Regions from separate parts of the Homo sapiens genome. Here region 2 is linked to region 1. Evidence: read pairs that join two places in POLR2A ChIA-PET (ENCODE). Cell type or tissue: IMR-90. All regions are shown on one strand. Each heading gives the region's core, and the rest is flanking DNA. Links, peaks and the distances in the headings are about the cores only. Region 1 overlaps CSTF3-DT (CSTF3 divergent transcript). Region 2 overlaps HIPK3 (homeodomain interacting protein kinase 3).

What was found. Peaks named below come from ENCODE experiments on the same cell type or tissue, not always from the same donor. Only the 100,000 strongest peaks of a DNase experiment are listed, where the experiment ranks them.
Region 2: POLR2A ChIA-PET joins it to region 1 with 5 read pairs; 4 of 35 experiments call an interaction of 5 or more read pairs at or near these places.

Annotation. Positions count from the first base shown.
Region 1 is chr11:33,176,426-33,180,822 of GRCh38, forward strand. The region is part of intron 1 of CSTF3-DT (CSTF3 divergent transcript); the gene reads left to right. Among named protein-coding and RNA genes, the nearest start is that of CSTF3-DT, 17 kb to the left of the region's middle. RefSeq lists an enhancer at 1,229-1,851. In IMR-90, for the core only: no CTCF peak of the experiment used is centred there; a DNase peak (open chromatin) is centred at 2,506; H3K27ac peaks cover 336 bases.
Region 2 is chr11:33,299,123-33,303,519 of GRCh38, forward strand. The region is part of intron 2 of HIPK3 (homeodomain interacting protein kinase 3); the gene reads left to right. Among named protein-coding and RNA genes, the nearest start is that of HIPK3, 44 kb to the left of the region's middle. In IMR-90, for the core only: no CTCF peak of the experiment used is centred there; no DNase peak of the experiment used is centred there.

The sequences.
Region 1 (4,397 bases), core at 243-4,242:
TAAAAGCAACTTAACTTCTATGAGTGATCATATCTAAAACAAAAAGACATAGAAAAATTGGGAGTCAAATTATGGGAAAAATGTATTGGCATCTATTAAGAAAAAGACCCTGAGGTAGCTGTTTTAATGTCACGCAGAATAGACTTTAAGATAAAAGAGTATTACTCATGAAGGAGATTACCCCATGTTAAAAGGTTAATTTCACCAGGAAGTTATGACAGTTCTAACTTTTATGATCTTTCTTTGTCTCTTTTGATGAATACTCATCTCCCAAATTTAGAATTCCCCAGGTCTCAGTTTAGAACTGTTTTTTAAATTTAAAAAAAATTGAAATGGGGCCTTGTTATGTTGCTCAGGCTGGAGTGCAGTGGTACAATCATAGCTCACTACATCCTCAAACTCCTGGACTCAAGAAATCTCCTCATCTTGGCCTTCCAAAGTGCTGGGATTACGGGTGTGAGCCACTGGCTTGACCATTATCGCAATCTTTTTCTTGATAATCACATTCAGTTCCATGGCTTTATTTATTTATTTATTTATTTATTTATTTTAGTAGAGATGAGGCCTTGCTATGTTGCCAAGGCTGGTCTCGAACTCCTGGCCTCAAGTGATCCTCCCAGCTCAGCCTCCCAAAGTGCTGGGATTACAGGGGTGAACCACCATGCCTGGCCTCCGTTCCATGCTTTCAAATGCCAGCTATACACTAACTCTCAAAGTTGTATCGTTAGCCAATACCTCTATTCTGAATTCCAGACTCATTAAATAAATTGCCTATATGACATCTCCACTTGGGTATCTAATAGTATCTCAAACGATACAGTCTGTAATCCCAGCACTTTGGGAAGCTGAGGGAGGAGGATTGCTTTGAGTCCAGAAGTTTAAGACTGCAGTGAGCTATGATCATGCCACTGCACTCCAGTCTTGCTGAAAGAGTGAGACCCTGTCTTTAAAAATAAAATTAAAAAATTAAAAAATTTTAAATTAATACTGGTATGTCTAAAACCAAGCTTTTGATCTGATTCACCAAACATGCTCTTTTCCCATGCTTTACCATCTCAGAAAATGGCAACTCCATCTTTCCAATTGCGTAGGTCCAAACAATGGAGTGACCTTGACTTCTCAGTTTCTCTTCCATCCCATATCTTAACAGCTAATCTAGTAAATTCTATCTTCAGAAGATTTGCTGTTAAGATATGGGATGGAGGAGAAATCTGATTGCTTCTCTCCACTCCTTTTGCCCTCAGTCTGCTCCAAGCTACAATCATCTTTCACCTGGATTACTGTGATTACCTTTTAACTGGTCTCCCTGCTTCTGCCTTTGATCTCTATGATAGTCCAGGTCCTCCGAGAAGCAGATGCCAAGACAGGATTAAATGTACAAGAAATTTATTGTGGGAAACCCCTGTGAGAGAAAATGGGGAGGGAGCAGGAGAAGCTGGGAGAGCTGTCAGACTGTGATGCAACTCAAATGAAGGAGAGAAAGAACAATGGGTGGAACATTCTTAGACTTGTGCAGTTATGAAAAATTCAGCAAAGCTGTTAGGGAGTCCTGAGCTAAAATGTTGCCTGTCGAGGAGTTCTGCAATTCCTGGAAATGGGTCTGCCTTAGTATCCCTGCTGAGAGCAGCCAGTGGAAAGCACGGGCTCAAAACCCCGCATCTGGGATCCCAGTCAATTATGCTTCCTGCAGTGAGCCATCAAGAGTGCTTTCCAATGATTGTCATGTGTATCGCTTCAGTCAATTCTCCCTAGAGTAGTCAGAGCGATCCAGCTAAAATGCTGGATCACGTCATTCCTGTTGCTTAAAACTCTTCAATCACTTCCCATTTGATTCAGAATTAAACCAAATTCCCTACATGGGCTGCCCCGCTACTTGAAAGAGGTGAGATCAATAGGTCCTCAAACCCTAAATGGAATTATCTGTGGCAGATATAGGGTAGTCTGACCAGGTAGTCTGCTCTGACTTAATTTAGTAACAATTGGAAATTTAGAAGACGGTGATTCTTAGAAAAAATACAATTTGACTTCTTTGGATCTGGCCCAAAATGTCCTTATAGTGTTGGGTCACTTTCTCAGAATGTGAGCTGATAGGATACTGATATGGTTTGGCTGTGTCCCAAATCTCATCTTGAATTGTAGTTTCCATAATCCCCACGTGTGGTGGGAGGGATCTGATGGGAGGTAATTGAATCATGGGGGCGGTTACCTCCATGCTATTCTCATGGTAGTGAGGGAGGTCTCACGAGATCTAATGAGTTTATAATGGGCTTTTCCCCTTTTGCTCAGCACTTCTCCTTCCTGCTGCCATGTGAAAAAGCATGTGTTTGCTTCCCCTTCCACCATGATTGTAAGTTTCCCGAGGCCTTCCCAGCCCTGCAGAATTGTGAGTCAATTAAACCTCTTTCCTTTATAAACTACCCAGTCTCGGGCAGTTATTTATAACAGCATGAGAAAGAACTAATAGAGATAAAAAAGAGATTGTATCAACATACACATTTACTTTTCCAGTGAAAGAATGAAGAAAACATGCATGTTTGAGGTTTTCTTGAGGGAAGTATCTAATGATTCACATACAACCAGGGACTCTTCAGGCTGAAGATAGCTTGTAATTTTTCTTCTAGTCCCCTAGTAGACTAATTTAAACCTGTTTTCTATTCATCACTCCTAGAGGTGATGACTGTTCTGGAATTAAGGTTCAAAGGAGGTAAAAGAAGGAAGAACTGTTTGGAGAAATTGTTACTGGTGGAAGGTGTCCAGGTTCTTGGTACTTTAAACAAAAGAATTGGACAAATCACACAAAGAATGAAATAACACAAGGAGAGATTTATTGAAAATGAATTCACACTCCACAGGGTGGGAGCAGCCCAAGCAAGTGGCTGAAGAGCTTGGTTACAGAATTTTCTGTGGTTTAAATACCCTCTAGAGGTTTCCCATTGGTTACTTGGTATACACCCTATGTAAATGAAGTAGTGGCCTGTGATCAGTCTGATTGATTGCAGAGTGACCAAAAAGAGGCTGAAGTGAAATTACAAAGTTACACCCTAAGCAGACTTCCGATTGGTTGTGGAAAGTGACCAATCAGAGGCTAAAGTGAAGTTATAAAGTTATACTCCTATGCAAATGAAGACTTGGCCCATGACTAGCCTGATTGGTTGTGGGAGGGGACCAATCACAGGTACTTTCAATTTTTCATCTGCCATGCAGAAAAGGGGTGGGTTGCAAAGGGAGTAGCCTCTAGTCCTTTTGTTACCCGAGCATAGGAAGTTGGGGTTTTCCTTTGGTTTAGTTCTAGGAAATCAGCATGAATCAGCCTTAGATTCCCTGCCTCCAGACCCTATTCTGCCTCAAAATCGTTGATTCTGAGGCTATGGCAAGGAAAGTCAAGTTACATTTGAACATCTTACTGTAGCAGAAAGTAAAAAAGTGCTGAAAAATTGGTGGGGACACAGAAGCCAGCTCGAAGGGGACTCCCACTGGTTAAACTTAGCATCAAAATAAATAACAGGAATGGATTATAACTCATTGATTAACCAAAAATGAATCAATGATTCCCTATTATTACAAAAAAAGAAAATCACCTTAAAAAAAACTTCAGCTGGGCGCAGTGGCTCACGCCTGTAATCCCAGCACTTTGGGAGGCCGAGGTGGGCGGATCACCTAAGGTTGGGAGTTCGAGACCAGCCTGACCAACATGGAGAAACCCCGTCTCTACTAAAAATACAAAATTAGCTGGGCGTGGTGGCACGCACCTATAGTCCCAGCTACTTTGGAGCTTGAGGCAGGAGAATTGCTTGAACCTGGGAGGTGGAGGTTGCGGTGAGCCGAGATTGCACCATTGCACTCCAGCCTGGGCAACAAGAGCAAAACTCCGTCTCAACCCCCCCCCCCCCAAAAAAAACCTCCATGTTAAAAAGTATTAGTGGTGTTAATGTGGCTTTTGAAATTTGAAAATCCAGTTTTGCTGTTTTTTAATGTTCATGTGAAAGAATAAACGTTCCTATAAAATGTCCCTACAAATATTGAAAAATTAGCTTTTCATTAGTAAAAGCAAAATTCATGTATCTTCTAAAGAGTACATATTTTACAAGCCTCATTAGACACTCTTGACACAAAACATTCAGAAATAGAAAACAAGCATTGATTAAAAGCTCTGTATTTTTCTTTTTCTTTCTTTCTTTTTCTTTTTTTTGAGATGGAGTCTGTCTGTCACCCAGGCTGGAGTGCAGTGGCACAATCGTTGTTCACTGCAACCTCCACCTCCCGAGTTCAAGCGATCCTCCTGCCTCAGCCTCCCGAGTAGCTGGGACTACAAGCACATGCCACCATGCCTGGCTAATTTTTGTATTTTTAGTAGAGACAGGGTTTCACCATGTTGGCCAGGCTGGTCTCTAACTCTT
Region 2 (4,397 bases), core at 298-4,297, 120 kb after region 1:
AGGTGTGAGCCACTGTGCCTGGCCTAGACGAGTTGCTTCTTTTGGATGAGCAAAGAAAGTGGTTTCTTGGGCCGGGCGCGGTGGCTCACGCCTGTAATCCTAGCACTTTGGGAGGTCGAGGCAGGTGGATCACGAGGTCAGGAGTTCAAGACCAGATTGACCAATATGGTGAAACCCTGTCTCTACTAAAAATGCAAAAATTAGCCGGGCACAGTGGCAGGTGCCTGTAATCTCAGCTACTCGGGAGGCTGAGGCAGGAGAATCGCTGGAACCTGGGTGGCAGAGGTTGCAGTGAGCCGAGATCATGCCACTGCAATTCCAGCCTGGGCTGCAGAACGAGACTCTGTCTCAAAAAAAAAAGAAAAGAAAGTGGTTTCTTGAGATGGAATCTAATGCTGGTGGAGATGCTGTGAACAATTGAAATGATAGCAAAGGATTTAGACTATTATATCAACTTAGTTGATAAAGCCAGCAGCAAGGTTTGAGAGGATTGGCTCCAATTTTGAAAGAAGTTCTCCTGTGGGTAAAACATCATTAAATAGCATCGCGTTCTACAGAGAAGTCTTTCATGAAAGAGCAAATCAATGTGGCAAACTTTACTATAGTCTTTGAGACATCGTTGGCCAGGTGCAGTGGCTCACGCCTGTTATCCTAGCACTTTGGGAGGCTGAGGTGGGAGGATCATGAAGTCAGGAGTTCCAGACCAGCCTGGGCAATGTGGTGGGACCTCATCTCTACAAAAACACAAAAATTAGCTGAGCTTGGTGGTGTGTGTCTGTAGTCGTAGCTTCTTGGATGCTGAGGTGGGAGGATTGCTTGTGCCTGGGAGGCAGAGGTTGCGGTGAGCAGAGACTGTGCCACTGCACTCAAGTCTGGGTGACAGAGTGAGACCCTGTCTCAAAAAAAAAAAAAAAAAAAAAAAGAAAGAAAGAAAAGAGGCCAGGCACGGCGGCTCATGCCTATAATCCCAGCACTTTGGGAGGCTGAGGCGGGCAGATCACAAGGTCAGGAGTTCGAGACCAGCCTGGCCAACATGGCGAAACCCTGTCTCTACTTCTACTAAAAATACAAAAATTAGCTGGGCGTGATGGCAGGTGCTTGTAATCCCAGCTACTCGGAAGGCTGAGGCAGGAGAATCGCTTGAACCTGGGAGGCGGAGGTTGCGGTGAGCTGAGAGATCTTGCCAGTGCACTCCAGCCTGGGTGACAAGAGCAAGACTCCATCGCAAAAAAAAAAAAAGAACTTGCAGCCATTTTAACCTTCAGCAACCACCATCCTGATTGGTCAGCAGCCATCAACATTAAGGTGAGACCCTCCACCAGCCAACCAGCCAAAGTATTACAACTGAAGGTTCAGATTCCTGTTAGCATTTTTTAGCTATCAAGTATTTTTAAATTAAGAGCTATACATTTTTTTAGACATAATGCTGTTGCACACTTAATAGACTACAGTATAATGTAAACATAACTTTTATATGTACTGGGAAACCAAAAAATTTGTGTGACTCACCTTATTGGGGTATTTGCTTTATTGTGGTGGTCTGGAACCAAACCTGCAATATCTCTGAGGTATTCCTGTATGTTGATATATTTGTGGGTGTTTATGTGTGTAGTATTTTTTTGTTTTGTTTTTTTGAGAGTCTCACTCAGTCACCCAGACTGGAGTACAGTGACATGATCTTGGCTTACTGCAACCTCCACCCCGCCGGGCTCATATGACCCTCTCACCTCAGCCTCCTGAGTAGCTGGGACTTCAGGTGCATTCTACCATGCCTGTCTAATTTTTGTATTGTTTTGTAGAGACAGGGTTTTGCCATGTTGCCAAGGGTGAGCTGAAGCAATCTGCCAGTGTTGGTCTCCCAAAGTGCTACAATTACCACACCCGGTTTTATGTGTATATTTCTATGTCTATCTGTTTGTATATTAAAATCATAAATTCATGCTGATATGTCCAATTTTGATACCTGAGAGTTTGTTCTTTCTTATGTGTAATCCCTCATTTGACACCAAGAAACTGACTCTCATTAGCCACAATATGTTACTTATTTGCTCAATTTTGGAATACATTTAAAGGAGTTTTAGAATTGTTCACCCCTGCCACTCCTAATTTAGTAACCAGAGTACAACATGTATTTGCAGCTCTTTTATTCTTTAGCCTGAGACTTGGAGTATGTAGTCAAAATACTGTGTTCCAAAGTTACTTAGGTTAGTTCCTCCCCAAACTCCTTCTCTCCCACCTTCAGTGTGATTATGTTATTATTTTTGAAATACAGTTAAGTTTATTTGTTTCTGTTTGTATTCCATTTTGGGTCTCCCATGTCCTTGTTGATTGATTGATTTCACCATGTGCAAAATTAACATGTTTCTAAAAATCAGAACTAAGGGTGAGGTATAGTGTCTAATGCCTGTAATCCCAGCACTTTGGTAGGCCAAAGAGGATTGCCTGAGCCCAGGAGTTCAAGACCAGCCTGGGTAACATATTGGGACCCCATCTCTATAAAAAAAAAAAAAAAAAACTTGGGCATGGTGGAGCACACCTGTAATCTCAGCTACCTGGGAGGCTGAGGTGTGAGGATCTACCTGTCAGCTATCTGGGATGCTGAGGTGGGAGGATTACTTGAGCCCAGGAAATCAAGGCTGCAGTGAACTGTGATTGTGTCACTGTACTCCAGCCTGGGCAACAGAGTGAAACCCTGTCTGACACACACACACACACACACACACACACACACACGAGTACAGTACAGTACCTTGCTTAGAATATTGTCCTTGGGCTCTGTGCCATGAGAATATATTTTAGATAGGTCTCTTAAGTACTTTTATATGTACTGGGAAACCAAAAATTTGTGTGACTCAGGAGACCTGTACAGTACCTAAGGAATGAAACTCCTTAGAGGGAGAGGGAGAAGCAATACTACTACTTTACCATGTACTAAATTCTATTCATTTGGAAACAGCATTGTAATCAATCTAGATATCTAAAGTGTTAGATCCTGTGAAGGTTATCTAGAATCCCTTTCAGTTCCAGAATTCTATGATTCCTGTGTGCCTAGACACTTGTAACTTCTAGGTTCCTTCCTTCCCAATTTTTCCTAACTGCCCTCCATTCCTTCCTGAAATGAAAAATGGTATCATGTTTCACATCTAATCATTTTCCTACATTTTAATGAATCCTTACTTGATTCTCTCCAATGAACTTCTCTATGATAATTCCTTACTTCTTTTTTTTTTTTTTGAGAAGGAGTCTGACTGTTTCCCAGGCTGGGGTGCAGTGGCACAATGCCTACTCACTGCAACCTTCGCCTCCCTGGTTCAAATGATTCTCCTGCCTCAGCCTCCCAAATAGCTGGAATTAGAGGCACCTGCCATCACACCTGGCTAATTTTTGTATTTTTAGTAGAGAAGAGGTTTCACCATGTGGCCAGGGTGGTCTCGAACTCCTGACCTCAAGTGGTCCACCCACCTTGGCCTCCCAAGTGCTGGGATTACAGGCATGGGTCACTGTGCCTGGCCACTTATTTGTTGTTATATAATGGTAAACCAGTGCGTTTGATTCAATAAGTGATTTCAATAATATGAAGAAGATAAGAATAATAATATAATCAAATTTGCATAGAACGAGTGGACCAGGAGCTGTTAATTTTAATCTTAATGCTATTACTGATTTTTATATGTGACTTTTGAGGCTACTTAATTTTATATGTTTGTACATTAATGAGTTAAAGTATGTATTTCTATCCTCTTTCCTTAGGTGTGACATTAGATTGTAAGACAGTAATACATAGATGTTAAAGAATACTAGTTAGGCATAGGGCAAAAACATTTTTAAAGGCTTGGTCACAAAGTGAGTTTATTTAATTCTGTACACTGTAGCTGTAAAATATGTAGTAAATGTAATACCATGCAAACCAGTCTGATCTGTCATTTCATATCAGGTTTTAATGACTGTATTTAAGAATTGTTTATACCCATTAGATGTGGTTGTCCCTTGATATCTGAGGGATTGGTTCCAGGACCCCCCACGGACATCAAAATCCACAGACACTCAAGTCCCTTATATAAAATGGCATAGTATTTCCACGTAACCTATGCACTGCCTCCTGTATACTTTAATCTCTAGATTACTTATTATAATGCCTAATACAATGTAAATACTTTGTAAACAGTTATTATACTGTATTGTTTAGGGAATATTTACAAGGAAAAAAAGTCTGTACGTGTTCTGTACAGATATGATCGTCTGTTTTTTAATCTGTGGTTGGTTAAGACCATGAGTGTAGAAACTGCAGGTACAGAAGGCTGACTGTAGTTACTCGTAGGTTAAAAGAAGACTTTAGTGGTGGTTTTAAAATTTTTGGAATAAAAGCCTTTAATGTCAAAGGTTATTAGTTTTTTTTC